Linked DNA regions of Homo sapiens: region 2 is linked to region 1. The links are chromatin loops, found by intact Hi-C in ENCODE. Cell type or tissue: ovary. All regions are shown on one strand. Links, peaks and the distances in the headings refer to the core of each region. The heading gives the core; the rest is flanking DNA. Region 1 holds the start of LOC124905107 (a long non-coding RNA gene). Region 2 has its middle 29 kb from the start of LARGE1-AS2.

Region 1 (16,701 bases), core at 3,364-11,363:
AAAAACTTTGGAAAATGACCAATGCATACCAAAAACTGAGTATTTATTCAAAACTGTCCACTGAATCTCAGGAAGGACAGCCTGTGGTTTCTTCCTTGGGGTTACTCTTATTTAACTCCCAGCTCTGGAGTGTAGAAGTTCTATCAGTGTGTGGCAGGCAGAGAGGACTGGCAGCAGAGGTTACTGACTTTATTTTCAGCAGTAAGAGGGAAATATGCCCAAGGGCACTGCCAAAAACAACAGTGTTTTAAGGAGCAAATGATCAGGGAAGGCCAATGTCACAGCTAGTCTGAGCTCTTCATACTAGCTGGAGCAAGCAATAGACCCACGAGAAATTTAACAAGGGGTTTGGGGGAATGCGAGAGCCAACAAGGGTTTTGATAAGATCATATTTATCCATTGTGGTCTGGAAGGTTGTTCACATGCACAGGCTTCTTTCAAGCTCAGGAAAAGACCAGAAGGAGCAGCACAAAGCCAATTGTCCCTGGCTAACTAGGAAGGCTGCAAACACAGAAAGTAAAGGCAGACAGAGCTGAACATTGCCTGATCTTTGTTTAAGCACAAGCTCTGATCAATCATTGGCTGACCACTAACCTATCCTGACCCTGTGACAATCCCAGAAAGCCAGGCTTAGGGTATAAAAAAAAGTCTTGTTTTGTTTTGTTTTGTTGTTAAGTAAGCAGTAATTTTGAGCTGTAAGAGACATCAATGGCAGCAGAGTATGGAATAAATTGGTGACATCTGAATCCAAAATTGTTACAATCTACTAGTAATGATATTCAAATATAAAAAATGTAGAATATGTAAAGAAACAGGAAAGTGTGACCCTTTTGCAGGGAGTAAAAGTAGTCAGTAGAAATAGTCTTTAAAGAGGCCCAGGTATTAGATTTAGCAGACAAAACTTGAAACAGCTATTAGAAATATGTTCAAGAAACTAATCTTACATATACCAAAAGCATACCTGGTGCCTTCACAATTCACTTCATATTGTATGTAGAGTGGGTGCTTGTCTTAAATGGCTTGGAACAACCTCAGTTTATGTACATCATGCCAATACCATTTCATATTGTATTGGGAGCATTATAACTACTGTCCCTTTTACTCTAAAAATTGTCCTTTGGATGAGAAAATTATATCCATACATATAAGTATAATATAGATATAAATTATATGTATTTTATACGTATATAACTGTAACTATAAAAAGGCAAGAAATATTTAAAAACAAAAAAATTATTTTGCCATAAATTTTGAGTGCTTCATGAATGCAGCAGATAAAATGTAGGTCATATACTTCGTCTTCATATTTTCCATATTTTTCTTCAAACACTAACACTTCTCAGTGATATGTAACTTCTACAAGTTCTACAAGGAACATTGAAGTTTGTCAAACCCTTCATATGCATCTTTAAGGCCAGTTTTTAGAGCTATTCTTTTTTGTCATATAAGGAAGATAGATTATGTGAATTTCAAAGTGGTGTGTGTGTGTGTGTGTGTGTGTGTGTGAGAGAGAGAGAGAGAGAGAGAGAGATTCTGAGAATAACTTGACCCCTTTCAGAGTGTAAATAATTTTTTCCATAGATTTCAGTAGATATTATGTTCTACTTGTTAATATTTGTGGGCAAAGACGATCTCCAGGATGGCGGCATGAAGAGCTTTAATGACTCCTTCACCAGCAACCATAATTGTTAAAAATATTTTCTTTTTAATGTAAAGTATCTTTAAATTGTCCTAAGGGCATGTAGTAAGTAAAGAAATATTTTTTTCAAGAAAATCTTCTGTATCTCTAGAGGGACAGGACTAATAGGGTAGATGTATATATGAAAGGGAGTTTATTAAGGAATATTGACTCATACAATCACAAGGTGAAGTCCCACAATAGGCCGTCTGCAAGCTGAGGAGCAAGGAAGCCAGTCTGAGTCCCAAAACCTCAAAAGTAGGGAAGCCAATAGTACAGCCTTCAGTCTGTGGCTGAAGGCCTGAGAGCCCCTGGCAAACCACTGGTGTAAGTCCAAGAGTCCAAAAGCTGAAGAACTTGGAGTCTGATGTTCGAGAGCAGGAAGCATCCAGCATGGGAGAGAGATGAAAGCCAGAAGACTCAGCAATTCAAATCCCTTCAACTTCTTCCTGCTGTATTCTAGCCATGCTGGCAGCTGATTAGAGGACACCAGATTGAGGGTAGGTCTGCCTCTCCCAGTCCACTGACTCAAATGTTTATCTCCTTTGGCAACACCCTCACAGATACACACAGGAACAATACTTTGTATCCTTCGATCAAGTTGACACTCAATATTAACCATCACATCTACTAAATCTCAGTAAGAACAAGAGACTGTAGCACTTGAGCTACAATTCATCCCCTTTTCTCCCCACTGCACCCACTGTTCTGTATGATGGAGCACTGCTCTGGGTGGGTAGAGCCACTTAGACTGGTCTTTCTTCCCCCAGCTCCCAGTTGAGGACCACAGCATCTTCCCAGAAGGGGGAGGCTGCCAGCATTTCCCACCACCTGCAACCCCCTCCCAGATCCATGTTCCAGAGGCTGAATTCCAGGAGAGGGCAGCCCAGAGTTCTTCCACCAAGCCCTTACTCATAGGAAGCTCTATCCCAGACACAGCAGGCTGAGAATAATGGGGCTCTAACCTCTCCCACCCAACTCATTCATAGGGCAGAGGTTCCATTACTGGAGAAGCAAGCCAAGGAGACCAGAGGCAGCCCTCCAGCCCAGTTTCCTGATCATAAAGCAAGAGTGTCACTCCAAAAGAATCAGACCACCTCTGCACCCACTAGCTCTGAAGAAATGGCCCAGAGATTATTTGCAAGTGGGGAGAGAAAGGCAATGACCACAAACAAAGGTCATTTCTTTCCCCAAAGGAGCTAACTTGCTTTGGAAAAGAGCATGGGGAAAGTCAAGCCTAAGGGTTCCCTTAAAGGCAATGTAGATTTTGGTGGTAAGCAATTAAGAAGAGGCTTGTATTTCCATGAGAATAGCAAGCTAAACCATAGGCTAGCTAGTTTACCAGATAGAGAATAGCACATAAAGAGATATAAATTATAAAATAAAAAAGAAAATGAAAGTTTTGGAGTTAAAAAGTACAGCAAAGAACTGAAATAGAAAATTTACTAGAGGGGTATAAGAGTAAATTTGAATTGTCAGAAGAAAGAATCAGCAAACTTAAAGGAAAATGAAAAGTTTTGTGATCCTAAGAAGGAAAAAAAGAATGAGGGAAAATAAACAGTCTGAGAGAAATGAAGGACCCCATTAACTGAACTGACAAATGTGTAAAGGAAGCAACAGAAGGAGAGGAAAGAGAGTAGGGAGTAGACAAATCAGCAAGAAAAAAACAAATGCTCCCATCAAAAAGTGGGCAAAGGATATGAATAGAGAATTCATATACAAATGGCCAACAAGCACATGGAAAAATGCTCAACATCACTGATTATCAGGGAAATGCAAATTAAAAGCACAATGAGATACCACCTGTATTAGTCTGTTTTCACACTGCTGATAAAGACATACCCAAGACTGGGTAATTTATAAAGGAAAAGGGTTTAATTGGACTTACAGTTCCACGTGGCTGGGGAAGCCTCACAATCACGGTGGAAGGCAAGGAGGAGCATGTCATGTCTTACATGGATGGCATCAGGCAAAGAGAGAACTTGTGCAGGGACTCTCCCATTTTTTGAAACCATCAGATCTTGTGAGACTTATTCACTATCACGAGAACAGCATGGGAAAGACCTGCCTTCATGATTCAATTACCTCCCATTGTGTCCCTCCCATGACACATGGGAATTCAAGATGAGATTTGGGTGGGGACACAGCCAAATCATATCATTCCACCCCTGGCCCCTCCCAAACTTCATGTCCTCACGTTTCAAAACCAATTCATGCCTTCCAAACCATCCCCCAAAGTCTCAACTCATTTCAGCATTAACTCAAAAGTCCACAGTCCTGGCCAGGTGTGGTGGCTCGTGCCTGCAATCCCAGCAGTTTCGGAGGCCGAGGTGGGCAGATCACCTGAGGTCAGGAGTTTGAGACCAGCCTGGCCAACATGGTGAAACCCTGTCTCTACTAAAAATACAAATAATAGCCAGGCGTGGTGGCACATGCCTGTAATCTCAGCTACTTGGGAGGCTGAGGCAGGAGGATCACTTGAACCTAGCAGGTGGAGGTTGCAGTGAGCTGAGATTGCCCCACTGCCCTCCAGCCTGGATGACAGAGTGAGACTCTGTCTCAAAAAAAAAAATGAAAAAATAAAAGTCCTCAGTCCAAAGTCTCATCCGAGACAAGGCAAGTCCCTTATGCCTATCAGCCTGTAAAATCAAAAGCAAGTTAGTTACTTCCTACATACAATGGAGGTACAGGCATTGGGTAAATACGGCAGTTCCAAATGGAAAAAATTGGCCAAAACAAAGGGGTACGGGCCCCATATAAGTCCGAAATCCAGTGGGGCAGTCAAATCTTAAAGCTCCAAAATGATCTCTTTTGACTCCATGTCTCACGTCCAGGTCATGACAATGCAAGAGGTAGATTCCCACGGTCTTGGTCAGCTCTGCCACTACGGTTTTGTAGGGTACAGACTCCATCCCTGCTGCTTTCACAGGCTGGCACTGAGTGTCTGTGGATTTTTCAGGCACATGCTGCAAGCTGTCAGTGGATCTACCCTTCTGGAGTCTGGAGGATGGTGGACTTCTTCTCACAGCTCTACTAGATGGAGCCCCACTGGGGACTCTGTGTGGGGGCTCCCACCCAACATTTCCCTTTTGTACTACCCTTGCAGAGGTTCTCCATGAGGACCCCACCCCTACAGCAAACTTCTGCCTGGGCATCCAGGGGTTTCCATATATCTTCTGAAATCTGATTGGAGGTTCCCAAACCTCAATTCTTGACTTCTTTGCACCCACAGGCTCAACACCACTTGGAAGCTGCCAAGGCTTGGGGCTTGCACCCTCTGAAGCCACAGCTGAATTAACTGGGACACAGGGCACCAAGTCTCTAGGCTGCACACAGCACAGGGACCCTGGGCCTGTCCCACAAAACCATTTTCTCCTAGGCCTCCAGGCCAGTGATTTGATGGACTGCTGTGAAGACCTCTGACATGTCCAGGAGATATTTTCCCCATTGTCTTGAGGATTAACATTCAGCTCCTCATTACATATGCAAATTTCTGCAGCCAGCTTGAATTTCCCCTCAGAAAATGGGTTTTTCTTTTTTATCACATTGTCAGGGTGCAAATTTTCTGAACTCTTATGCTCTGCCTCCCTTATGAAACTGAATGCCTTTAACAGCACCCAAGTCACCTCTTGAATGCTTTGCTGCTTAGAAATTTCTTCCTTATTAGCCAAAATTTGCTTCCTCATTAGCCAAATATTCACCTTGCAATGATGCAGCTCAACATCAAAGCTGGAGTAGTAATTCCCAGGCACCCTGCAAGCAAAGACTCCCATGGCCTCCTTTAAATCCCTCTGGGCATTGTACAGGACCCCTGTGAAGATGATGGGCTTGAAAGGAAGAGGAAGTTTTCCACTGAGCTTCACAGTAAAGGCTGACCTTTCTATATCAGGACAGGGGCATTTTGTCATTTCACTTATTTCTCCTGTATATTGTGGTAAACCTGGGGCACCAGGACATTCCAGAAAAAATGAGAAACAACCAACGAGAAGCTGACAACTCAGTGGGCACATTTAGTCATTCATTTCATGGCTATGGAACTTCACAAGCTCTCTTTGAGACATATAGATCTCCAGTTTATTTTTTTTTTTACCTTAATATTTGTGGTTCTAATATCAGCTTCAGTTTTCTCCTCCCCTAACAGAGCCCTCAAAACAACCCACCTTGGAAGGTAATACCCACTCCTTTATTTCCCACCCTGCCTTGATCCATATACTTAGCTTTCCCTGGATCACATGTCCCAAGCTTCATTATCCTTGACTTCAACCATGGCTATTTCTGGACCTAAATGGTCATGAAACTAATTGCATCTTAAGGCTTTGTATTGCCTTCCCAAGTTCCCAGGATTTATATTAAATCCCCCATGCTTGCTCAGGTGTTTCCTGTTTTGCCCTTAACATCCCAAGCAATGATTAGGGTGTCAATTCAACACTATCAATCTGTTTTAGGTTAATTGTAAAAAAAATATTGCTTTGTTGGTGATATGGTTTGGCTGTGGCCCCACCCAAATCTCATCTTGAATTGTAGCTCCCATAATTCCCACATGTTGTGGGAGGGACCTGGTGGGAATTAATAATCATGGGGGTGGTTTCTCCCATACTGTTCTCATGGTAGTGAATAAGTCTCACAAGATCTGATGGTTTTATAAGAGGAAACCCCTTTCACTTGGTTCTCATTCTCTCTTGTCTGCTGCCATGTAAGATGTGCCTTTCACCTTCTACCATAATTGTGAGGCCTCCCCAGCCATGTGGAACCGTGAGTCTGCTAAACCTCTTTTTCTTTATAAATTACCCAGTCTTGGGTATGTCTTTATCAGCAGCATGAAAACAGACTAATACAGTTGGCATAGCATCATTTTTAAGAATATGAACTTTTGGTTTATAAAGAGAGCAAACCACATTCTGTCCTTCTGTCCTATTGTCCTATTATCCAGCACCTAGTCCAATTACTTAAATTCTCTGAGTCTCTGTTTCTTTGACCACACAATAGAGGAGGAGGAAACAATCATATATTCTCATAGGACTATTATGAAACTTCAAGAAGATAGGAAAGAGACAATCCAATAAAAGTACTTACCACAGTGTCAGGGAAACAATAGTTCTAAATGAATATAAACTATTATTTTATTTCTGTTGGCTTCTCACTTTTATTTTATTTTATTTTATTTTGTTTTATTTTTATTTTTTGAGATGGAGTCTTGCTCTGTTGCCCAGGCTGGAGTGCGGTAGAGCAATTTCAGCTCACTGCAACCTCTGCCTCCCAGGTTCATGCAATTCTTCTGCCTCAGCCTCCCAAGTAGCTGGGACTACAGGCATGTGCCACCGTGCCCGGCTAATTTTTGTATTTTTAGTAGAGACAGGGTTTTGCCATGTTGGCCAGGCTGGTCTCAAACTCCTGAACTCAAGTGATCCACCCACCTCCGTCTCCCAAAGTGCTGGGATTACAGGCATGAGCCACTGTGTCCGGTCGGCTTCTCACTTTTAGATTAGGCTTTGTGCTCATGATGAAGGTTTAGAAAAATGTAGCAACAAATTTATGGAATGTTGTTTATTTTCCCCTAACTTCAATTAATCTAAAATGTATTTAATGATATTGTTTTTCCTGGAGATTTTGAATCCAAGGATCTCGGTCTTTTATCTTTGAGATAAATGAGACTGGAAGTCACCAAACCGATAGCCTCTTGAACCCAAGGCAGGACAACACCTGGATATCCAGTGACTATTCTATTAGAAGCAAGGGAAACTTTGCACAATGTGTGGACTTCCCTGAAACTCTCATCCAACCCAGCCTTACTCAGCTACAGGCAGAGGGGCATCAAGTCCCATCCACTCCTGAGCCAACCTGGAAAGGAAATGACTTCTGCAGGCCTGTTCTACAGTGGGTAGTGTCTAAGATGAATCCTTCTACTACACCCATGTGCTCACTGAGAGCCAACCCAAGGATAATCTGTTATTTGCCCAGTTAATATGGTTCAATCCTGCTCTTCTCCTGGGGCTGTTTTCCTGCTAAAGTTTTTGCTGCCTTTCTTTCCTGGCTCTAAACCAGGCAGATGACCCAGCCCCAGCACTCTTTGATCACAAGTGGTAACTGCTTCACAGCCCCTACCATAAATCTGCCTCCACCTATGAATCTGACTCTTCACATATAAAAGAAATCTGGGTCCAGGAAGTTTCATTTTTTTCCACTGGATCTATGATTCAGGCTGATGATCACTCTACAATGATCAGTTTTCCAAGATTCTGAGCCTAGGAGAAGGATGACATTCCCAAACAAAAGGAGAAAAGGAGAGGGGCATTTTAAAGCAAAAGAAATAGACTTCTTACCTGGTGCACCAGGAGGCCCCACTTCTTCTGGGGGCCTGGGGTGTGCTGGAGGTCCAGCAACTTCTACATGCTCAATGACTGCCGTTATTAAGACAGGTATGACCACTATCCTAAAACATAGAATGTGGAAATAAAAAGGAGTTCTTGGCCGGGCGCTGTGGCTCACGCCTGTAATCCCAGCACTTTGGGAGGCCGAGGCGGGCGGATCACAAGCTCAGGAGATTGATATCATCCTAGCTAACACGGTGAAATCCCGTCTCTACTAAAAATACAAAAATTAGCCAGGCGTGGTGGCGGGCGCTTGTAGTCCCAGCTACTCGGGAGGCTGAGGCAGGAGAATGGCGTGAACCCGGGAGGCGGAGCTTGCAGTGAGCAGAGATTGCACCACTGCACTCAAGCCTGGGCGACAGAGCAAGACTCTGTCTCAAAAAAAAAAAAAAAAAAAAAGGGAGTTCTTTGTGAGTGCAGACTATGACATGGGTAGACTTACAGCCTGTACTGGCACAAGATCATTCATTGACTTTAGAAATAAATGCATCAAGTTTCAAATTTGGTTTGCTGGTTTACGGGGAAGTTAACTTTCCTGAACCTCTCTAGTTCCTTTGGTTCCTTCATCACAGCACTCATCCTAGTGTAGGACTGACTTAGTTGAAGGAGTGATTGTCTTTGATTTTCATTGTACTGCAAATTTTTGTATTTATTTAATCTCCCTGAACATGGTTTTTTCTTAAATATGCTTATTGAATTATTAAATGCTTTATGATCACTATGAAAAATAATATATTGAAGGCTTAAAGTGAGAAGTCATCTTTAACCCAGCACACATTCTCTTTATAAGTGCCCTGGCTCAGAAACAACAGATGCTGGAGAGAGAGGTTGTGGAAAAATAGGAATGCTTTTACACTGTTGGTGGGAGTGTAAATTAGTTCAACCATTGTGAAAGACAGTGTGGTGATTCCTCAAGGATCTAGAACTAGAAATACCATTTGACCCAGCAATCCCATTAGTGGGTATATACCCAAAGGATTATAAATCATTCTACGATAAAGACACATGCACACATATGTTTATTGCGGTACTATTCACAACAGCAAAGAGTTGGAACCAACCCAAATGCCCATCAATGATAGACTGGATTAAGAAAATGTGGCACATATACACCATGGAATACTATGCAGTCATTAAAAAGGATGAGTTCATGTCCCTTGCAGGGACATGGATAAAGCTGGAAACCATCATTCTCAGGAAACTGTCACAAGATCAGAAAACCAAAAACTGCATGTTCTCACTCATAAGTGGGAGTTGAACAATGAGAACACATGGACACAGGGAGGGGAACATCACACACTGGGGCCTGTCAGGGGCAGGGGACTAGGGGAGGGATAACATTAGGAGAAATACCTAATGTAGATGACGGGTTGATGGGTGCAGCAAACTACCATGGCACGTGTATACCTATGCAACAAAACTGCACGTTCTGCACATATACCCCAGAACTTAAAGTATTAAAAAAATAAAAATAAGTGCCCTGGCACAGGTAATTGTTTCTTCTTCCTACAGGACCCAGTAAATTTTCTCCATAATCTCCTGAAATATTTTTTTACTATATGAACAATCCCTTCTTCAACATCTTCCTCAAAGGAAAAACTGTTTCATCTCTCTCCAGGAAGAAATAAAGGAGGCCTAATTTCTTCAATGGCCTTAGTCTTTTAGAAATAAAAACCAATAGGGGAAATACCTTTAAAGAAGCTTCTGCTTCCTACCTTGCCCTAAATGTCCCAGGACACAATAACCAGAGCCTAAAAAAGAAAGTATAAGACGGGAAACAATAAATTATCGTCTTAAAAGTGTATGTTACATGCACGATAATAGATGAAGAATTTCGTTTTCCCAGGGCAGTCTGGAAGTGATGTGGTGAGAATCAAGGAGGAATAAAAGAAGCAAATGATTTGCTACTTGAGGAGGGTGGACACATCAAAGAAGGACCAAAGAATCTGTGGTTGCTGAAAGGCCAGAAAAAATCTTAGACAACCAGACTCCCTGTAATAAATTTTAATTTAAGTGCTGTGTGTTCTATCATACATGAGGAGTTATTAGGCTGATAAATCAAAAGTAAAAACTCTTTTGCTTCATAAAAACTTGAGCTTCCAAATTAAATTTTTAAGTACAAAAATACTAATAATGACTTTTAATTCAACATTATATTTAAATAGTTATGGAGGCCAGAAGCAGTGGCTCATGCCTGTAATTCCAGCACTTTGGGAAGCCTAGGTGGGAGAATTTCTTGAGCCCAGGAGTTCCAGACCAGCCTGGCAACATGGTGAAACCCCGTCTCTACAAAAAACACAAAAATTAGCGAGGCATGGTGGTGCACGCCTGTAGCCCCAGCCACTTGGGAGGCTGAGGGGGGAGGATCCCTTGCGCCAGAAAGGTCGAGGCTGCAATAAGCTGTGATTGTGCCACTGCAATCCAGCCTGGGTGACAGAGTGAGATCCTGTCTCAAAAAAATAAATAAATAAATAAGTAAATACACAAATAAATAGTTATGAAGGTTGATATGGTTTGGCTGTGTCTCCACCCAAATCTCATCTTTAGTTGTAACTCCAACAATTCCCATGTGTCATGGGAGGAACCTGGTGGAAGGTGATTGAATCATAGGGGTGGGTCTTTCCTGGGCTGTTCTCGTGATAGTGACTGAGTCTTATGAGATCTGATGGTTTTAAAAACGGGAGTTTTTCTGCACATCCATGTAAGATGTGACTTTCTCCTCCTTGCCTTCTGCCATGATTGTGAAGCCTCCCCAGTTATATGGAACCGTGAGTCCAATTAAGCCTCTTTCTTTTGTAAATTGCCTAGTCTCAGGTATGTCTTTATCAGCAGCATGAAAATGGACTAATACAGAGGTGATACGGTTTGGCTGTGTCTCCACCCAAATCTCATCTTGAATTGTAGCTCCCATAATTCCCATGTGTCATGGGAGGAACCCAGTGGGAGGTAATTGAATCTTGGGGGTGGGTCTTTCCCATACTTTTCTCGTGATAGTGATTACGTCTCACAGATCTGATGGTTTTATGAAGGACAGTTCCCTTGCACATGCTCTCTTGCCTGCCACCATTTAAGAGGTGTCTTTGCTTCTCCTTTGCCTTCGACCATGATTGTGAGGCCTCCCCAGCCATGTGGAACTGTGAGTCCATTAAACCCCTTTCCTTTATAAATGACTCAGTCTCGGGTATGTCTCTATTAGCAGCGTGAGAACAGACTAATACAGGAGGCTAGGGAGAGAATAGGCAATGAGACATGAGAGAACATCTGGGAATAGGGATAAAGGAAGGCAGAAAAGGGCCATTAAAAAAGGAAAAACAGTCAAACACAGAATCACAGTGGCACACTGAGAGAGAGAGAGAGAACAGACTCAGGGACAGAGAGGGATGGGGACAAAAGTAGAAACTTTGTAGGTTTTACACGGTTCCTTACCTTGGGCTATAATAGCAGGTTAAAAGAAGGGAAAGCAGTTCTGATATAAGAGATGTATTTAATTATTCTAGTCCTTAAACAGTACACCCACTTGCAAATCTCATAGGAAGGTCTCTTTCACTTTCCTGAAGCATCATGACTTACAGATGAAGTTTTTCGATAGTTACTTTTTTTTTTTTTTTTTTTTTTTTTTTTGAGACGGAGTCTTGCTCTGTCGCCCAGGCTGGAGTGCATTGGCGCGAGCTCTGCTCACTGCAAGCTCCGCCTCCCGGGTTCACGCCATTCTCCTGCCTCAGCCTCTCCGAGTAGCTGGGACTACAGGCGACTGCCACCACGCCCGGCTAATTTTTTGTATGTTCAGTAGAGACGGGGTTTCACCGTGGTCTCTATCTCCTGACCTCGTAATCTGCCTGCCTCGGCCTCCCAAAGTGCTGGGATTACAAGCGTGAGCCACCACACCTGGCCTCGATGGTTGCTTTCTCACCTGTCCCGTTCTTGTCTCACTTGCTGAGGGTCAAGGTGTTGAGGTGAATAGTTCAACACTTTGATTTCGCTGAGTATTTACTTTTCTGATCTCTCCTGACCTGGGGCTAGTGGCCTCATTATTGTTTAACTAGAAGGCAATTGGGCAAGTGGCATTTGTTTTTCTGAAACCGATTTGCACAGATAGCCTGGAGTATGCCCATTGCATGGCCTCTTAGCAAGTGGACTTAGAATTTTTAAAAGACATTATTATTATTAGACAGTGTCTTGCTCTGTCACCCAGGCTGGAGTGCAGTGGTGCAATCTCGGCTCACTGCAACCTCCTCCTCCTGGATTGAAGTGATTTTTGAGCCTCAGCCTCCCGAGTAGCTGGGACTACAGGAATGCACCACCATGCCTGCTAATTTTTTTTTTTTTTTTTTTTTTTTTTTTGAGACGGAATCTCACTCTTTCGCCCAGGCTGGAGTGCAGTGGCGCTGTCTCGGCTCACTGCAAGCTCTGCCTCCCGGGTTCACGCCATTTTCCTGCCTCAGCCTCCAGAGTAGCTGGGACTACAGGCGCCCACCACCACGCCCGGCTAATTTTTTGTATTTTTAGTAGAGACGGGGTTTCACCGTGTTAGCCAGTATGGTCTCGATCTCCTGACCTTGTGATCCGCCCGCCTTGGCCTCCCAAAGTGCTGGGATTACAGGCGTGAGCCACTGTACCTGGCCCTAAAATAGTTTTAGAATGAAATAGAAGTTGCAAAAATAATAGAGCTCACATACGCTTTTAACTTAACTTCCCACGATGATGATACGGTTCGGCTGTGTGTGTCCCCACCCAAAATCTTATCTTGAATTGTAATTCCCTTAATCCCCACGTGTCAAAGGTTGGACCAGGTGGAGGTAATTGGATCACGGGGGCCGTTTGCCCCATGCTGTTCTCGTGATAGCGAGTCTCATGAGATCTGACGGTTTTAAGTGTCTGGCACTTCCTCTGCCTGCACTCAATCCATCCTGCTGCCCTGTCAAGAAGGTGCCTGCTTCTCCTTTGCCTTCCACCATGATTGTAAGTTTCTTGAGGCCTCCCAGCCATGAAGAACTGTGAGTCAATTAAACCTCTTTCCTTTATAAATTACCCAGTCTCGGGCATTTCTTCATAGCAGTGTGAGAACGGACTAACACCGATGACTTTTATTTTTTTAATACGTGCGTATATATATATTTTTTATTATACTTTAAGTTTTAGGGTACATGTGCACAACGTGCTTTACATTACTCTAATACAGTGATCAAAACCGTGGGATTGACCTTGGTATAATAATAAGGTATAAAACCTTATTGCAATTTCACCAGTTTTCATATCCTTTTGTATTTTGCTTTTGTTTCTTTTTTTGAGTATTCTATGAAAATGCATCAGAGTATACATGCATGTAACCACAACTACAATTAAGATAAAAACCTGATTCTTCATCCCAAAGAAACTCCCTCATGCTACCCCTTTGTAATGTCACCTCTCCATCCCTAATTCCTTTCAATCTTTGATCTGTTTTCCATCACTAAATTTGATCATTTTCTTAGGTTACATAAATGGAATAATAGAATGTGTAGTGTTTTGAGGTTATGACTCACCAAATAGAAAATATCAATTAAAAGCAAGCAATTTTTAAATTTTTATTTTAATTTCCGGGGTACATGTGCAGGATATGCAGGCTTGCTACATAGGTAAACGTGTGCCATGGTGATTTGCTGCACCTATCAACCCATCAGCTAGTTATTAAGCCCAGCACACATTAGCTATTTTTCCTGATGTTCTCCCTCCCCTGACTCTCCCCATTGTTGTTCCCCTCTCTGTATCCATGTGTTCTCATTGTTCAGCTCCCACTTGTAAGTGAGAACATGTGGTGTTTGGTTTTCTGTTCCTGCACTAGTTTGCTGAGGTTAATGGCTTTCACCTCCATCCATGTCCCTGCAAAGCACATGATCTCATTCCTCTTTATGGCTGCATAGTATTCCATGGTGTATATGTACCGCACTTTCTTTTCTTTTCTTTTCTTTTTCTTTTTCTTTTTTTTTTTTTTTTTGTTTTTGAGACGAAGTCTCACTCTTGTCCCCCAGGCTGGAGTGCAATGGCATAATCTCGGCTCACTGCACCCTCCACTTCTGGGTTCAAGAGATTCTCCTGCCTCAGCCTCTTGAGTAGCTGGGATTACAGGTGCCTGCCACCATGCCTGGCTAATTTTTGTATTTTTAATAGAGACGTGGTTTCACCATGTTGGCCAGTCTGGTTTCGAACTCCTGACCTCAGGTGATCCGCCTGCCTCGGCCTCCCAAAGTGCTGGGATTACAGGCATGAGCCACTGCATCTGGCCTACCACATTTTCTTTATCCAGTCTATCACTGATGAGCATTTGGGTTGATTCTATGTCTTTGTTATTGTGAATAGTGCTACAAGGAACATACCCACGCATGTATCTTTATAATAAAATGATTTCTATTCCTTTGGGTATATACCCAGCAATGGGATTGCTGTGTCAAAGGGATTTCCTTGGCACATCTCCACACTGTCTTCCACAATGTTGAACTAATTTACATTCCCACCAGCAGTGTAAAAGCATTCCTATTTCTCTGCAGCCTCATCAAAGCTAGCAATTATTTTTAAAAGGAAAGAATAAAGAAAAATAATTTAAAAAAGGTTTTTCTCTGAACAGAACCTCAAACATCTGTGGAACATCATCAAGCATACTAATATATGTATGAGGGGAATCCTAGAAAGAGAAGAGAAAGAAAAGGGGTAGAAAGCACATGAAGAGAGAATGGACAAAATGTTCCAGATATGATGAACAACATTAACTTACAGTGCCAAGAAACTCAACAAATTTCAAGATAGATGTCTGAAATTCTATCTCCCAATATCTCACTCTATGACTCTAGGAAATTCATTTCATCATTTTCTTTCAGAAAGGGATATGTGGTCTGATTTCTCAGTCAGTCAATCATTTTTGCTATGTATTCAAGGTGTGACACTCCTGAAGTGGGTTTTATCATACCCTCCTTATTATTACCCATCCCAGTCCCTTGATCTCTTACCCCTCACTGTCTTCTCCACTATCCTAGAAATAGGAATGTTGTACTTTAAGTTTGTTTAGGGACAGGAATGATGTGGAACTTTAAAAGAGTTGAATATGAGAAAGAACTAGAGATGAAATATTTAAAGAAAAATAAGAGTTCATATTGCTTTCTGTTGTTTATGGTGCTTGAGTAAGTTTTTCTTTTCTTTTTCCTGAGGATTGAGCAAGACATGCCGCCTGGATGGTCAGAAGAGGTAATTTATGCATCATATTTAGTGCGTTTAACTCTGGACTTGAGTCATTGTCTTGTTCAGAATTCACTAGAGATTGAGTTATGTTCCCATTGAGACACACACTCTCACCTGACCACTTGTGCTTAGGAAGAGAAGGGAACGTTTTTCTTAATCCTGGGTTGCTCATTGTCTCACGGACACCTGGGGATTGGATATATAGGAGAAGGCAGCCCCACTGGAGCAGTGCTAGGGAGGGCTGGGCTGAAGAAAGCTGGGTCCTCCTCACTTGCTCCTATGCGTTCCGTTTGATCCAGCAACCACATGATGGGAAAAATCTGTTCTCTCAAATGGAACAAATCCCTCTGTTGTCTCTAGAGGGTGCTCAGAAACCACTGATCCAGACACAAGCAGCTTCAGGACCTAAAGTGAAGAACACTGAAGATCCCAGGAAGGAATAGTGCAAAGAAGGAGAAGAGAGAGCTATGAAATAACAGAATACAGAGCAAAATCCCCCTGCCTTTGGGGAAAGAATCAGCCATCATGGACTCTCTGGCTTGGGCCACAGTATTGCAACCAGCATTTGGCCTTCATCTTCCAATATCTTTGGGGACAGAATTTATCTGTGCATTCCACAGCATCAGGTGCCAGTGGGGTAGCAGTATATGAGAATGAAGCGAAGCAAATATAACTTCCATGAAGTGTGCATCAATTTTGTATGTCACTGTGTTCAAAGTGCTTTACCACACATTATGTCTTGCCCCATAGCAATGCAACAGAATAAATTAAATTTTACTACATACATTTTATAGATGTGAAAGTTGAGTTGCAGAGAAGGTGAACAGCCTGCCCACAAAGAACATAGCTTTTTGGTATTAGAACAGATTCCAAATCCATGATCTCTTCAATATACCACCTAGACCTTTTCTCAGGCTCTGGGGAAGTTCACAATTCAATTCAGCAAGCATTGATTTACATACACAAAGCAAAATAGCAATGCACGATACAAAATTTTTGAATGCAACATATAAAGGTTTATAAAATCAAAGAATTTCATGGCTAAATGTGACCTCAGTGGCCATTTAGTCCAAAACACAAATCAGAGAGTGACTCTTCATCATACGTTAGAAGGGGCCTCTCCAGCTTTGGTTTGAATGTCTTCAATCTCATGGAAACTCCTACTTCAGAAATATATCCTTCCACTGATAAACTGCTCTGTTCGAAAGATTTTCCTCATCTAACCCTAAGTGTGTTCCCTGAAACTTCCAGCCGTGTCCTAAATCCATCCTTTGCAGCCACATAAGCACATGACCATTCTTCATTTTATATAACAGCTCTTCATATATTGTGTGCCCATTAAGCAAACCCCAGCCCTAGGATTTCTTATCTCAAGGTTATAGAAATAATCCAAATTCCAGCCGGGCGCTGTGGCTCACGCCTGTAATCCCAGCACTTTGAGAGGCT
Region 2 (16,701 bases), core at 3,537-11,536, 59 kb before region 1:
GGATGGTCTCGATCTCCTGACCTCGTGATCTACCCACCTCGGCCTCCCAAAGTGCTGGGATTATAGGCATGAGCCACCAAGCCCAGCCCAGAATGATTCTTTAAATGTAACTTGGATCAGGCTACTTGCTTGCTCAAAACGCTTCAGCGGATCTCCATTTCGTTCATGGTAAAAGCTTAAGTTCTGATGATGACCTACAAGACCCAACAGGATCTGGCCCTTATCACTTCTCTGACCCTCAGCCCCCTCCACTCTCTTTCTTTACTCAGGCCACACTGGGCTTTTCTTGTTTCCCAAATTCCCTCCTGTCCCTCTGCTTTTTCTGGAGTACCTCTCCCAGATGATGACCAGACCGTCTCCCATACCTTTCCAAATTCTGGCTTGAATGTCCTTTTCTCAGTGAAAATAATTGTGACCACCCTATTCAAAATTACAAGCTGTCTGCCCAATCCATTTCAGTTACCCCTTACCTGTTCTATGTTTTCTTTTCTCCTCCCTTCCTTCCTTCCTTCTTTCCTTCCTTCCTTCCTTCTTTTTCTTCCTTCTCTCCTTCTTTCCTTTCTTTCTTCCTTCCTTCCTCTCTCTCTCTTTCTCTCTCTTTCTTTCTCTCTCTCTTTCTCTCTTTCTTTCTTTTTGAGATGGAGTTTCGCTCTTGTTGCCCAGACTGGAGTGCAATGGCACAGTCTCAGCTCACTGTAACCTCTGCCTCCCAAGTTCAAGTGATTCTCCTGCCTCAGCCTCCCAAGTAGCTGGGATTACAGGCATGCACTGCTATGCCAGGTTAATTTTGTATTTTTAGCAGAGATGGGATTTCACCATGTTGGTCAGGCTGGTCACGAACTCCTGACCTCAAGTGATCCCCCAGCCTCGGCCTCCCAAAGTGCTGGAATTATAGGCATGAGTCACTGCACCCGGCCCTATTCTATTTTTCTTTCATTTCATAGCAACCATGACCTTTTAAAAAACATTGAGATAATTCTTATACCAGAAAAATCACCTCTTTGATGTATACCATTCAGTGATTTTTTAGGATATTCACAAAGCTGTGATGATCATCACCACTGTCTAATTCCAGAATATTTTCATCATCCCCCAAAGAATCCCTGAACCCACTAGCACTCCCTCTCCAATGCTTCCTTTGCTCAGCTCCTGAAAACCATTGATTTACTTTCTGTCTTTATGGATCTGACTATTCTGTACATTTTATATAAGTTGAATCACAACATCTGTGGCATTTTGTGCCTGCCTTCTTTCTTGGCATAATGTCTTCAAATTTCATCCAGGTTGTAGGATATATCCAGGTTGTATGGATATATTACACTTTGTTTATTCATTCATCAGTGGATGAACATTCCAGTTTTTTCTCCTTTTTGACTAACATGAATAATGCTGTTATGAATAAATTCTGAGAAGTTTTTATGTGGACATACGTTTTCGATCTTTTGGGTATATGCCTAGGAGTGGAATTGCTGGATCACATAGTAACTCCCTGCTGAACTTTCTGAGGAACTGCCAAAATAGTTTCCAAAGTGGCTGCCCCATTTTACATTCCCACCAGCGACGTACGAGGGTTTTGACTTCTCCACATCCTCGCCACAACTTGTCATTTTCTCTTTGATATCACCACTATAATGGATGTAAAGTAATATCTCATTGTGATTTATAGTATTTTATGTTCTATATAATTTACTTATTTACTATATTTATCTGTCTCTCCCTGCTGGAATGAAAGTTTACAAGGGGAAGAATCTTCGTCACTTTTGTTCATTGACGTTTCCTAGCAATTAAAAGAGTGTCGGCTGGGCGCAGTGGCTCACACTTGTAAACCCAGCACTTTGGGAGGCTGAGGTGGGTGGATCACGAAGTCAGGAGTTCAAGATCAGCCTGGCCAAGATGGTGAAACCCCATCTCTACTAAAAATACAAAAATTAGCCAGGTGTGGTGGCAGGTGCCTGTAATCCCAGCTACTCAGGAGGCTGAAGCAGAGAATTGCTTGAACCCGGGAGGCAGAGGTTGCAGTGAGCCGAGATTGTGCCACTGCCCTCCAGCCTGGGCGACAGAGTAAGACTCCGTCTCAAAAAAAAAGAAAAAAAAAAAAAAGTGTCTGCACGTACCAGGCACGTACTATGGACTGAATGTGTCCTCCAAAAATTCATATGCTGACTTCAAATTATACTACAAGGCTATAGTAACTAAAACAGCATGGTACTGGTATAAAACTAGACACATAGATTAACAGAACAGAATAGAGAACCAAGAAGTAAAGCCATATACTTACAATCAATTGCTCTTTGACAAAGTCAAAAAATATATATGCTAAGGAAATAATACCCTATTCAATAAATAGTGCTGGGAAAATTGGATAGCCATATGGAGAAGAAAGAAACTGGACTCATAACTCTCACCATATACAAAAATTAACTCAAGATGCATTAAAAACCTAAATGTAAGACCTGAAACTATAAAAATTCTAGAAGAAAAGCTAGAAAAATCTCTTCTGAACATTGGCCTAGGCAAATAATTTATGACTAAGTTCTCAAAAGCAAATGGAACAAAGACTAAAGTAGATAAATGGGACTTAATTAAACTAAAAATCTTCTGCATAGCAAAATAAACAATCAACAAAGTAAACAGTTACCCTACAGCAGGGAAAAAGTATTTGCAAACTATGCATCCAACAAAGGACTAATATCTAGAATCTACAAGGAGCTCAAACAACTCCATAAGAAAAAAAAAAACCTCAAACAGCGCTATTAAAAAGTAAGCAAAGGACACAAAGAGATATTTTTAAAAAGAAGACATACAAGCGGCTGACAAATATATTAAAAAATGCTCAACATCACGATCATCAGATAAATGCAAATTAAAACCACAATGAGATAATGAGATACCATCTCACACCAGTCAGAATGGCTATTATCAGAAAGTCAAAAAACAACATGTTGGGAAAGATGTGGAGAAAAGGGAATATTTATACACTGTTGGTGGGAATATAACTTAGTATGACCTTTATGGAAAACAGCATGGAAATTTTTCAAAGAACTAAAAGTCTATCATTCAATTCAGCAATCCCACTACTGGGTATATACCCAAAGGGAAACAAATCATTATATCAAAAAGAGACTGGCACTAGTGTGTTTATCACAGCACTATTCACAATAGCAAAGGTATGGAATTAACCTAAGTGTCCATCTACGGAGGACTGGATGAAGACAATGTTCTATATACATGTATCTCACATTCCATGTAGTATAGTATTTTAGATACGTGTGTGTGTGTGTGTGTGTGTGTGTGTGTGTGTGTGTGTCACGGTGTATATATATACTATAAAAGTTTGGAGGGTGGGAGGGAGGTGAGGGTTGAAAAATCACCTACTGGGTACAATATTCACTATTCTGGTGAATATTCTAAAAATTCTAAGAATTCTGGTGAATCACTAACAGCCCAGACTTCACCACTATGCAATATACACATGTAGGAAATCAGTACTTGTGCCCCCTAAATATCTGAAAATAAAAATTTAATAAAAGAGGAGTTTGAGGCTGCAGCGAACTATGATCATGATACTGCACTCCAGCCCAGGTGGCAGAGTGAGACTCTGTCTCAGATATATATACATTTTATGTCATAGCTTGCAGATGTCTTAAAAGTGTCTTTCCTTAAAGATGTCTTTCAAAGAGCAAAGACTCTTAATCTTTATACAATTCAATTCATTAGTATTTTTCTCTTAATACGTTGTACTTGTTATATTTTTAAAAATTATTTTCCTAATCAATGTCTTTCTCCTGTTCCCCCCACCCACCACACCGCTCTGGAGGTTACATATTTTTGCTTTTACATTTAGGTTTATGATCCGCTTCAAACTAATTTTTGTATGCACATGTGGTTTGAGCTGAGGGTCAATGTCAATGTTTTATATAGATATAAAAATTTTCTCTTTTTGTTGCACAGCCTTTTGTTGAAGATCATTTGACCACATTTTAGTGGGTCTGTTTCTGGACTCTATTATGTGGCATTGATCCATATGTCTGTTTATATACCAATTCCATACTGATTTGATTGCTATAGAGTTATAGTCAATTTTGATATCAGTTCTACCACTTATTTTTTAATTGCTTTGCTATTCTAGGCCTTTTATATTTACATAACAATTTTAGGATTAGATTATCAGTGCCTCTGAAAAGCCTTTTGGGCTTTTGATTGGGAGTGCATTGAATATATAGATTCATTTGAGGAGAATTGACAACTTTACAAAATTGAGACTCCCATTTTAGAAATATTGTATGTATCTTCATTTATTTAGAACTTCTTTAAGTTCTCTCAACAGTACTCTGTATTTATAGTAGGGCTATTATACTTCTTTTATTAAATTAATCCTAAGTAAATTTACATTTATGTTTTTGGTGCTAGTATAAATGAAATTAATTTTTAATTTCATTTACCATTTTTTTATTTCTAGAAGATAAGACAATTGAGTTTTATTAACCTTATATTCTGCAAATTTAATAAATTCACTTTTTAACTCTAGTAATTATTTTTATAATTTATTTGAATTTTATATATAAACAATCACATTTTCTGTAAATGAAGACAGTTTTCCTTCCTTTCAAACATTTGTGCTCTTTGTTTTATTTTATGTATCTTTGCCTTACTGCACTGCTGGAACCTCTTATACAAAATCGAATACAAGTTATAAGAGCAGGTATCCTTGCTTTGTTTCCACTCTTGTGGGAAATATTTAATATTTCACCATTAATTATGTTGGCAGTGGGATTTTTGTAGCTCTTCTTTAATAGATTCCTTCTCTTACTATTTTTCTGAGTTTTGTTTCCATGAAAGTGTATTTGCATTTTCTCAAATGTTTTTCTCTGTATCTGTTGAATAATCAAAAGTGCTTTTTTTCTGTTAATATATTGAATTAATTGATTAATTTTCAAATGTTAATCTAACATGGAATTTCTGGGAAAACCACATCATGGGGAATTATCAGTTTTACACATTATGCTAGTATGTTGTATGTATGTATTTTTTTACATTATGCTAGTCATGAGTAGTTCATTTTGCTAGTTAAGGACTTTTGAGTGTAAAGCCATGAGGCATAGTGGCCTGTAATTCTCTTTTCTCTTCTTTTTTCATCCTTTCTCACCCTCCTCCCTCTTTTCCTCCTCTTCTTCTTTCTACTTTTTTTATTCCTCCTCCTTATTCTTCGTTTCCTCTCTCCCTCTCTCTTCCTCATCCTTTTGCTCTTTCATTTATAATATTCTTATTAGTATTTACTCTTATTGTTATGGAGATCCCAAAGTTGAATGAAGTAACTGTTCCCTCTTCCCTATTTTGCGAAAAATTTTATTTAAGGTGAATTTCCTTATTCATTTGCTGTTTGATATAATTTATCAGTGAAGCAATCTGGGCATAATGTTTTCTTAATAAAAATAATTTTTAATTACAAATTTTATTTTTAATAGACATATGTTTGTTTAGAATTTCTGTTTCATCTTGCATTGTTTTAGCTAATTGCTTTTAAAAATACATTTCCCCATTTCATTTAACTTACTAAATTGAATGCCATAAAGTTGTTCATGATATTTGCTTCATACCCTTTTGAAGTCTGCAGCATCTTTAGTGATAACTCTGCTTTCTTTCCTATATGTTATATGTACTCTTTTGTCTTCTATTGCCTAGTTTAGCTAGAAATTTATCAATTTCATTGATCTCTTCAAAGATACAATTTTTGGCTTTCTTATCTTTCTCCGTTGTTTCTCTCTTTTTCAGTTTGTTGATACCGGTTTTTATCCTTACGCTTTTTTTTTTTTTTAATTTACTTTGGGTTTACTCTGCTTTTCTTTTTCTGGTTCATAAAGGTGGTATGTTAAGAAATTAATTTTAGGCCAGGTGTGGTGGCTCACACCTGTAATCCCAGCACTTTGGGAGGCTGAGACGGGCGGACCACGAGGTCAGGAGATCGAGACCATCCTGGCTAACACGGTGAAACTCCGTCTCTACTAAAAATACAAAAACAAAATTAGTGGGACGTGGTGGCGGGCGCCTGTAGTCCCAGCTACTTGGGAGGCTGAGGCAGGAGAATAGCGTGAACCCGGGAGGCAGAGCTTGCAGTGAGCTGAGATCGCGCCACTGCACTCCAGCCTGGGCGACAGAGCAAGACTCCGTCTCAAAAAAAAAAAAAAAAGAAAAAAGAAAAAAGAAATTAATTTTAGGCACTACTTCTTTTTTAATAGAAGTGTAGAGTGTCATAAATATTTCTTTAAGCATTGCCTTAGCTGTATCATCTAGATTTTGATATATTTGCATTTTCATTTAATTCAAACAGTTTTCTGGTTTCTTTTTTGATTTCTTCTTTGACCCATACATTATTGTAAATCTATAATTTAATGTCAAATATTTGTGGTTTTCTTAGTTACCCTTTTGTTACTTGTGTCTAATTTAATTCTGCTGATGTCGGATAAGTATTCTGGGTAATTTCAATCTTTTAATTTAATAAAACTTATTTTATGACCCCAAATATAGCCAATAATGATAAATATAATATAAAATCTTAAAATTAATATGTATTCTGCAATTATTGGGTCGAGTTTTCTACAGATACCAGTTAGTTCAGAATAGTTCATAATGTTCAGATCGTTTCTCTGCTTACCATTTTACCAGTTGCTGAGTGAGGAATGCCCAAATGTCTTACTCTAATTATGGAGTTGTCAACTTACCCCTTTTGGAGATATATAGTTATTATATTTAAGAGCATCTGTTTGAAAGAAGGGTATTTTTCTATACTAAAAGTAACCAATTTAAATCTTGATTGAGATATGACGGTTCTAATAACTTGATACAGGCACATATACTACACCACTTCCTGATAAATGCTTGAACACAGATTTTAAAAAATAAATAGTTGGTTAATTTATTCCTTTAATGTATTATCCCCTTAGCAAGCTGAAAAACCTTGGGCAACTTTAGGGTGTTGACAGGGTAGTTAAAATATCGGAGCAATGAGTTGTCTAGAGATTTGGGGAATAGCAGATGGTTAAGACTCTGGGCTGAGAGTCAAGAGAAGCACTCTTTCTATCAACCTAGGTGTAATGCTGACTGGTCTGGCAAAAGTCACTCCTTCACTCTGGCTCTCTATTCCCCTTTCTGTAAGATTACGCAGTTGGAATATGGAAGTTTAGGAGTCTTCCAGCACTATCATTCCGTGTCCCTGGCATCTCAAGAATGTGGCCTGCAGGGTGGGGCTTGAGAAGAGGCCAGAGAAGAAGCAACAAACCAAACTTTGTCTACTTCCAAGGCCCAGTTTTGACCCTTAATCTTAGTAGAGACTGCAAGAAGTGGATGGACAGAAGTTCTTAACATTCAATGTCAACTTCTCTTAATATCTATACTAAAAATATTTCATATAACCCAGACATTAGGCTCAGAAGAGACTAAAATCCAAAATTTAATCAATTGAATAAACTCTCCATCTCTAAACCTTGAAAATCAAATTGATGGGATAGGAAAATGACAGCTAAAAAAAACTTGGCAAATGACCTTCTGTCCTTAAGTCTGGATATCTGAGGAATGACTAAGAGTTCATGCCGTGCAAGTCTCAGGTAAGTTTATATGTTAAGGACGATTGCAATAAAATAAGCCATTTATCTTTGTTTAGAACTCTTTTCAAAGCACTTTCTTCTGCAATTAATTTATGCCCATAACAACCCCAGGAAACAATTTCACCATAACTTTGGACAAAGAAACATATTTCATTTAGCTATACCATAGATTTTGAAACAGAAGAAGTCAAATTGGGGCCAATTCTCTTTTAGTCTTTATGTAAATAACTGTGAATTATAAAAAGTAAGTATAAAAATTTATGACATGAATAATGCAGACAGTATAAAATTTATCATATTTTGTTAAATAATATATTGTTTTAATAATGTGACATCTATGTTTTTATATATATGTAAAATTATATATAAAATATAAACATATATAACATATAAAACATAATCTATAACATATTTAATATATATAACATATATAATATATAAAACATATATAATATATAAAACATTATATATAATATATAAAAACAATATATATAAAACATATGAACACATATATATATAAATTACTTTTTATAGTCTCACTCTGTCACCCAGGCTGGAGTGCAATGGCAAGATCTCAGCTCACTGTAACCTCTGCCTTCCGGGTTCAAGCAATTCTCATGCTTCAGCCTCCTGAGTAGCTGGGATTACAGGCATGCACCACCACACCTAGCTGATTTTTATATTTTTAGTAGAGATGGGGTTTCACTATGTTGCCCAGGCTGGTCTTGAACTTCTGGCCTCAAGTGATCTGCCCACCTCATGCCTGACCTCCCAAAGTGCTGGGATTACAGGCATGAGCCACCGTGCCCGGCCGACATCCATATTATGTTAACCAGATGTGTAATGCACTGTATAGCACATTAATGCATTCTGATTATCTTCCTGATTTCTTATATCTATCTCTGCTTCTTTCTTTATCACTCTACTCATATGTGATTTGCTGTGATGTTCCTATTTTATCATTTCTTCCTTTGATTTCTTTACTGTCTCTCTTTTTGCTTTTCTCAATATTCTTTGAATGGTTTCCTGCCCATTCGTTCCTTAAACTCTCTTGCTTTTTCACTGATTATAATATTTTTAAAAAGTAATAAAATGGGTTGTACTTAGTGATTTAGGTTAAAATATCCAGAAATTAACTAAACTATACTTTTTTCATTCCTTTGTCTACCCACACTCTTCTCTCTCAGTCTCTCCCTCTTTATTCTTTTTTCCTCATTGCATCCAGAGTATTACACACACACATACACATACACACACACACATCATAAACAGAATCAGAATAAAGTTATATGTGAAAAATAAAAACAAATAAAATGAAAAGTAGGACAATGGAAAAATTAAAATGCAACTTCAAAATGTTAATTTATTAGTTAATTGATCTTCGACAAAGATACCAAGAACACACATTGAGGAAAGTACAATTTCTTCAATAAATGGTGTTGGGAAAACTGATTATCCACACATGAAGAATGTAATTGGACTCTTATCTCACCCCATACACAAAAATCAGCTCAGAATGAATTAAGGTCTTAAATGTAAGACCTGAAACCGTAAAACCACTAGAAGAAAACAGAGAAAAAGCCTCTTGACATTAATCTGGGGAAAGATTTTTTGAATATGACCCCAAAAGCACAGGCCACAAAAGCAAAAATAGACAAATAGGGTTTCATCAAACTAAAAAGCTTATGCATAGTAAAGGAAATAATTAACAGGGCAAAGAGACAACCCATGGAATGGAAGAAAATATTTGTTAACTGTACATCTGATGAGAGGTTTATATCCAAACTATGTAAGAAATTCATACAATTCAATAGCAAGTAAACAACCAGATTTTTTTTTAAGGGGAGAAGAACTGAAAAGACATTTCTCAAACGAAGACACACAAATGGCCAACAGGTTTGTGAAAAAAATGCTCAGCATCACTAATCATCTGGGAAATGCAAATCAAAGCCACAGTGAGATGCCACCTCACACCTGGGATGGTGATTATGAAGAAAGTTCTTTTAATAGGCAGTGGTTCCAATAAAGCATCAAGGAGATTTGAGGGTTGAGTTAACACACAAGTGAGATATTCATCAAAACACCTTTCGGATGTCTCAGTTCCTTCACCTCTAAAAGGGCAAATAATAATTCCTTTTACTGATGATACTCTTAATGATATGTAAAACTCTTCCACAAAATTTTATGTAGTCACTGCACTTGCCTTTCATAAACAATAGATACTAAGATTAGTTTTTAAGGTAGTTTTCTTAAAATCAGAAGAGAAAATGAAAAGATTTCTAGTTTGACCCTTAATCCAGGGTTGGAAAATAAGAAGTATATTTAGATATGCTTAATGTTCAGTTTTCATATAAGAATCTTCAGAAAAATATTTCTGATTATGCTTGAAGTCATATAAGAGCCCAGTTCTAAAAGGTTTAAGGATTCAGTCTGTGTTGATACACTAGTGGGGAAAATCTATGATTAATGTGCTTAGTGAACACATCATAAGAAATATGTTTCCATGGTTGGTTCTGTTCAATTTTAAATTTTTATGATTTTAAATATTTTAGTTCCTGTAATGTATTTTGGACAAAGAAACATGGACGCTGAAAGGGCCACTCACCAATGCCTACATGACCCTTCTAGAAACCCTGTAGATTATGTTGTGGCACTCACAGAGTTACACTCATGTCTGTGCTCACCTTGCCAGCACCACTGGCCAACATTTCAACAGCACCTGTAACTCTGGGGGCAGAGTGGTATTATGGGTGAAACCACGGACTAGGAATCTGAGGTCTCCTTTTAGTTCTAAATTTATCTGATCTCACCACGAAGCCCCTTTGAAAACCAATGACATTATTTCAAACACAGGGATTCTTGAACCTGGTTGTGCATCAGACTGACCTATGGGCTTTGCTAAACAGGGACCTCATTAAACATGTTAGTTCCTGGGCGCACCGCTCCAGAGATTCTGATTCAGAAAAGCCAGAGAATAGCCAAGATGCGATTTTATTTTTACTGTCTCTGTCAATGGTTCTAATAATAAGTAAATTTAGGAACTGCTGTTTAAATTCTTTTTTAGTTGTAGCAGAATGTACTTTTTACATAACTGTATCTGTTTCCATCATCATATCCCAATATTCATCTTTAACTCTCTATTTTATGTAATGAAACCCTATGGGCAGTTGTGTAAAATAATATTGAAAAAACATCTTATGAATGTATTCAATAATTCATTCAGCAAACATACATAAACTGTCAACTATGCTACACACTGTGAGAGTGCTTAAGATACCACATTGAAGAAAACACAGACTCACAGCCTAGTCAAGGAAACAGGTGTTTAAAAAGAAAAATTACAATTCATAATGCTAAGGGCTGTGATAAAACTTAGCACAAGGTGCTGCTATTACCAGGGTGCAGAGGAGAGAGTTTTACCGAATATGGGAAAGGCAAAAAAAGATTTCCCAGGATACAAGATGCTTAAGTTGAGCCTTGACTAGAAAAGAGAAAGTAGCAGTGAAGGGAGAAATGCATTGAGTATAAAATGCATGATTTCAAAGTCAACTATTTCTACCTTCTGCTTATTTTGGAGTCTAGGAATCCCTGGTTTCTATGGAGAACAAAGACCAAGAGCAGTAGAAGGAGATATTGAAAAACGTTCATCCCCACCAAGATCTGCATTTGTGGTGAAACTGATCGGACCCCTCCCAGTGCCCTTCTAGCCCATTGTCTTCAAGGAAGCCCTTTATAATACTCAGTTCCATTTCCATTTCTCTGGTGAAGGATTCACCTGTACCATCCCTAGTGTGTACCACTTTGGTTTTGAATTTGAGCTGTTTCAGAGCTGTGCAAATGTGGGTATTATGAGGAATGGCATCCATATGAGAAATAAACATGCTGTGGCCAAGGATGGCTATGAGCAGGAACCGCCATATTGCAGCTGGAGTGGTATTGCAGCTGCAGAAGGAGCTGTATTGCAGCTGGAGAAGGAGGACGTGGTCTGGCTGTAGTCTAAGCCATAGGAATTAAAGTCTGAAGAAGGAAATATTCAAACTCTGTTCTTTTTATGTACTCTATGGAAATTAAGAAGGCTGGGGAGTAACAGTACTCTTCCCAGTCTCCAAGAAGACCTGGTATTAAGAGCAAATCTTACTTTCCCAATTCTCTACATAATCCCCCCAGCACTATTGAGCTGCTGCTAAAAAAAAAAATGTTTTGTTTATACAGTGCTATCACTGCAGAGCTGAAAAATACTAACCAAGCTACACATCTATTCTCATTGCTTACTGCTAATTCAAGTCAGTTTTAAATATTAATTATCTCATAAAAGTATGAGCATGGATAATCCCAGTAGTGTAGACAGATGAACTAGCCTGGCTATTCCCTGGGGTTGCCCTTTGTCCCTTTGGACAACTTCTTGTGAATTCTGGTATCAAAAGCTTAGATGCAGCAAGCCTGGCTGTCCTTGCTGTGCCCTCTCCCTGCGATACTGTTACCTCCTCATACTTGTTTACCTTCGACTCCTAACTCTGGATCTGGGGCATATTGCGATGAATATTCCTTGCTTCTGTGAATGTGTGGAAAACTGATGGAACAGTCTGTGCCCTCTCTTCCCAGCTGACCATCTCACCACTCCATTTCCACAATGCTCTTTCCCACATGCCAGCAGCAATGGGGCTTGTCCTCCATCCTTACAACCTCCATATGGGGAATCATGTGGCAGTCTTCATTATTGGAACCACTCACAAATTTTACAAAGATCTGTTAATCTTGGAGATCCTTTCTCTAGTTAGGGAAGTAGAGGTCATGTGGTTATCCCTTCTTTCAACTAGAAAGCAGCGCAATAAAAAGAGTGAGTATCGTGAGTGTGTGTATGTGCGTGTGTGTGTGTGTGAATCAAGAAACTCAGAAAGAAAAAGGCAGAATGTCCAAGATTTTTCCACCATCAGATAACTGAGGATGATTTAGTCATCCATCACCACCTTGACTAGGGAATTTAGTGAGTTTGTTTGTCTTGAGGAAAATCCAAGTCACTGTGTACTGGCCAAGCCATTACAATGGGAGCATGGGGGACTTCATTCTGGGACGACAAAGCCAGCATTGTATGCATTTGCCTCCTCTTGGCATGGCTGTGCTAATTCTTATCAGGATGTTGTCCTGTGAGGCACACCAACGGCTACTGTAGAAATGAGAAGAAAGGTTAATATTCCCACTCTTTCCAGCTTTGTGGACCTCTTGGGATCTCAGATGCTCTTAAACCATCAATATGGGGGTTGCCTGACTGGCCTGTATTGCCTAGTCTTTCTGGCTCTGCCCAGGGATCATAACTTTACTGGGCACCCAACCCTGGCTGAGAGTGCCCACACCTTGTGTCCACGATCACTGAAGCCCATTGGGTGGACAATGTTGGCGACCACCTTGACATAGCCCATGACTGCGCCTATTTTATAGGTTACTGCTGACAGGCAATAGAGAGATGCCCTTGTCCCACAACCTCCTGCAAGTGCCTTCCTGGAAGTCAAGAAACTCAAAGCAGGCAGATCCCCTCACATGAGATCCAAATTGGCAGTGGTCCAGCTATCATATAGGGTAGTTCAGAGTATGAGTGTGGGCAATAGGACTCCCATGAGAATGAGACTGGCAACTCCTCCAGCTCCAATTGTCATTATATCTAAGCAAGTGATTCAGTGCCTGGTTCCCTTCTGCTGTGTGCTTGTATTTAGAGTCCAGATGGCTTTAGTCAACCTCATTGTTCAGCCATTGAAGGTGCCCTGCAGTGACCCCCACCTTAGTTGTTGCTTTAGCTACTCTTTGTAATGTTCTCTCAGCCCAGCAGCTTGAGGATGATATGAGTCATGCATCCTCTATTGGATGCCACAAGAGGCTGCCTATTGTTGAGTAGCATTTGCAGCAGGCCCGGTGTGAGCTCAGTCTTCTGTATCCCATTTCCCCTTAATGATGGACCTGTGTTGTACCTGCCCCTCCTTATTTGTTGGGATAGAATTGACCCGGTTCAAAATGAGCAGATTGGGCCTCAGCAACATGGTGGGTTCGTGAATTATGCATCCTGTCTCCATTAGTGTCCAGTAAGAGTTTCTCGTTAATTTCGTGTCTTAGTCTGTCTGGATTGCTATAACAAAATACCATAGGATGGGTGACTTATGAACAAGAGTATTTATTTATTTATTTATTATTTAATTATTATCAGCAAAAACATTTTCTTTTTTGGAAAAAATTTTTAATTGATGCATATAAGTTGAGTATGTTTATTATATACAATATGATGTTTTGAAATATGCATACGTTGTGGAATGGCTAAATCAAGCTAATTAATATAGACATTACCGCACACACTATTTTTTTGTGGGAGAACACTTGAAATCTATCCTCTTAGTGATTTTTTTTTTTTTTTTTTTTTTTTTTTTTTTTTTTTTTTGAGACGGAGTCTCACTCTGTTGCCCAGGAGAGTGCAGTGGTGCGATCTCAGCTCACTGCAAACTCCACCTCCTGGGTTTACGCCATTCTTCTGCCTCAGCCTCCCGAGTGGCTGGGACTACAGGCACCCGCCACCATGCCCGGCTAATTTTTTTTTGTATTTTGTTTCGTAGAGACAGGATTTCACTGTGTTAGCCAGGATGGTCTCAATCTCCTGACCCCGTGATCTGCCTGCCTCGGCCTCCCAAAGTGCTGGGATTATAGGCGTGAGCCATCGCGCCCGGCCTCCTCTTAGTGATTCTTAAGACTACAGTGCATCATTATTAATTATAGTCACCATGTTGTACAATGGATCTCTTGAACTTATTTCCCTTATGTAACTAAAATTTGCTATTCTTCTACTAACATTTCCCCACCCCATCCCACCTCACTCCCATCCCTGAGCACTGGTAACTACAATTCTACTCTCTGCTTCTATGAGTTCAACTTATTTAGATTCCACATATAAGTGAGATCATGCAGTATTTGTCTTTCTATTTCTGGCTTATTTCACTTCACATAATGTTCTCCAAGTTTGTACATGTCACAAATGACAGGATTTCCTTCTTTTTAAAAGCTGGATAGTATTCATTATGTACATATACCACATTTTCTTTATTGAGCTTATTCATTGATGTGCACGTAGTTTGATTCCATATCTTGACTACTGTGAGTGATGCTGCAATGAACATGGAGGACCAAATACTTCCTCAACAAATCGGTTTCATTTCCTTTGAATTTATACCCAGTCGTGGGACTGCTGGATCATATGGTAGTTCTAATTTTAGTGTTTTTGAGGCACCTCCATACTATTTCTCATAGTGGCTGTACTTTGAATCACATTGGTGCCTTTCAAAAATCAATTGAGCATAGAAGCATGCATCTATTTCTGACACTAATGGAGACAGGATACATAATTCATGAACCCACCATGTTGCTGAACTGATGGCTTTGAACATTTAGAAAATATATAGATACATAAATTTATATATCTAAATATTTCATCTCTATATTATGAATTAATTTTCAAAATTTTATTTCTCAATGCTGCTAACATGTAGAGACACAATTGACTTATGTATTTTGATGTTATATCATGTGACCTTGCTAAACTCACATATTAAGTCTAATAGATTTTTACTTTACTTTGTTTTTGATTTCTTAGAATTTTCAATGTAAACAATCACATTCTCTTTGATACTTATGCTTTAATTTATTTATTTTTTACTTTATTCCACTGGCTAGGACTCCCAGTAGAATGCTGAGTAGAAGTAATAAGAGTGGTCATACTTAATTAATTTCAAATCTTTAGGAGAAAGTGTTTAGTGTTTCAACATTAAGAATTATGTTAGCTCAAAGATTTTTGCATGTGACTTTTTTTTCAGATTGTAGTGGAAGCTTTCTAGTCCTATTTCGCTGGGAGGTACATTATGAATGGGTACTGAATTGTGTCATATACTTTTGCTACATTAATCAACATAATTGATTGTCCTTATTCTGTTAATGCAGTAGCTACTTCTCAAATGTTAAGACAAACCTGCATTCATGAGATAAACCTTGTTATGATTTATCACCTTTTTTACGTATCACTGGATTTGATTTGCTAACATTTGGTGATTTTTTGCATCTATATTCCTGAAAAGTATTTGTTGATATATTATTTTCTTGTTATGTTTTGGTCAAGTTTTGGTATCAGTATTATTCTGGCATTATAAAATGAATTGGAAAATGTTGTTTCTTCCTTATTTTCTGGATTTGTGTGCGATTGATTTTTTTCCCATAATTGGTTGATAGACTTCAACAGTGAAACTATGCCTAGAATTTTTTTGTAGGTTTTTATTATAAAGAACTTTTTAAAGTTGAGTTCTTGAATAGCTACAGAGTAATTCAGATTTTCTATTTTATCTTGTGCTGGTTTGATAAGGTAGAAATTCTAGTAATTTTTCTTTGATCAAATTTGTCAAACTTATAAATTCTTTATAATATTCCCTTAATATTCTTTCATGTCAGTAGGATCACTAGTAATAGAGCTTCTTTTGTTCTTAACATTGTTAATTGTGTTTTCTGTCTTATTTTCTTATTAGTCTTCAAAGGGACTTAACAATTTTATGAATTTCTTCAAAGAACAGACTTTCGGTTTTATTAATTTTTGTAAGTAAACTATATTTAGAACAGTTATAGATTCACAGCAACATTGAGTGGAATTACAGAGAGTTCTCATACACCCCTTCCTCACACACGCACAGACTCTTCCCTCTCAAGATCTCATGCCACGGTGGTACATTTGCTACAATCAGTAAACCTACATTGACATATCATTATCACCCAAAGCCCATAGTTTACATTAGGGATCACTCTTGGTGTTAAATATTCTACGGGTTTCTATGACTTTATAATGAGTTGGATTCACTGTTATAGTTTCATACAACATAGTTTAACTGCCCTAAAAATCCTTCATGTTTCACCAATTCATCCCTCTTATCACCTTAATCCTTGGCAAACACTGTTCTTTTTTACTGTCTCCACAATTTTACCTTTTCCAGAATGCCATATCGTTGGAATCATTCAGTATGTAGCTTTTTCAGATTGGCTTCTTTCACTTAGCAATATGCACTTAAATTTTCTCCGTGTCTTTTTATGG

The links. A loop is a pair of places that touch in the nucleus more often than their neighbours do. Peaks named below come from ENCODE experiments on the same cell type or tissue, not always from the same donor. Only the 100,000 strongest peaks of a DNase experiment are listed, where the experiment ranks them.
Region 2: a loop joins it to region 1, with 5 times the contacts of the local background. A loop is called at or near these places in 3 of 110 quality-filtered maps.

Annotation. Positions count from the first base shown.
Region 1 is chr22:33,126,000-33,142,700 of GRCh38, reverse strand. LOC124905107 (a long non-coding RNA gene) reads right to left here and starts at 8,144. Exons shown (of 2, transcript XR_007068072.1): 1 at 7,999-8,144. It also overlaps a transcript of LARGE1 not described here. In ovary, for the core only: no CTCF peak of the experiment used is centred there; no DNase peak of the experiment used is centred there.
Region 2 is chr22:33,185,243-33,201,943 of GRCh38, reverse strand. It overlaps a transcript of LARGE1 not described here. Among named protein-coding and RNA genes, the nearest start is that of LARGE1-AS2, 29 kb to the right of the region's middle. In ovary, for the core only: no CTCF peak of the experiment used is centred there; no DNase peak of the experiment used is centred there.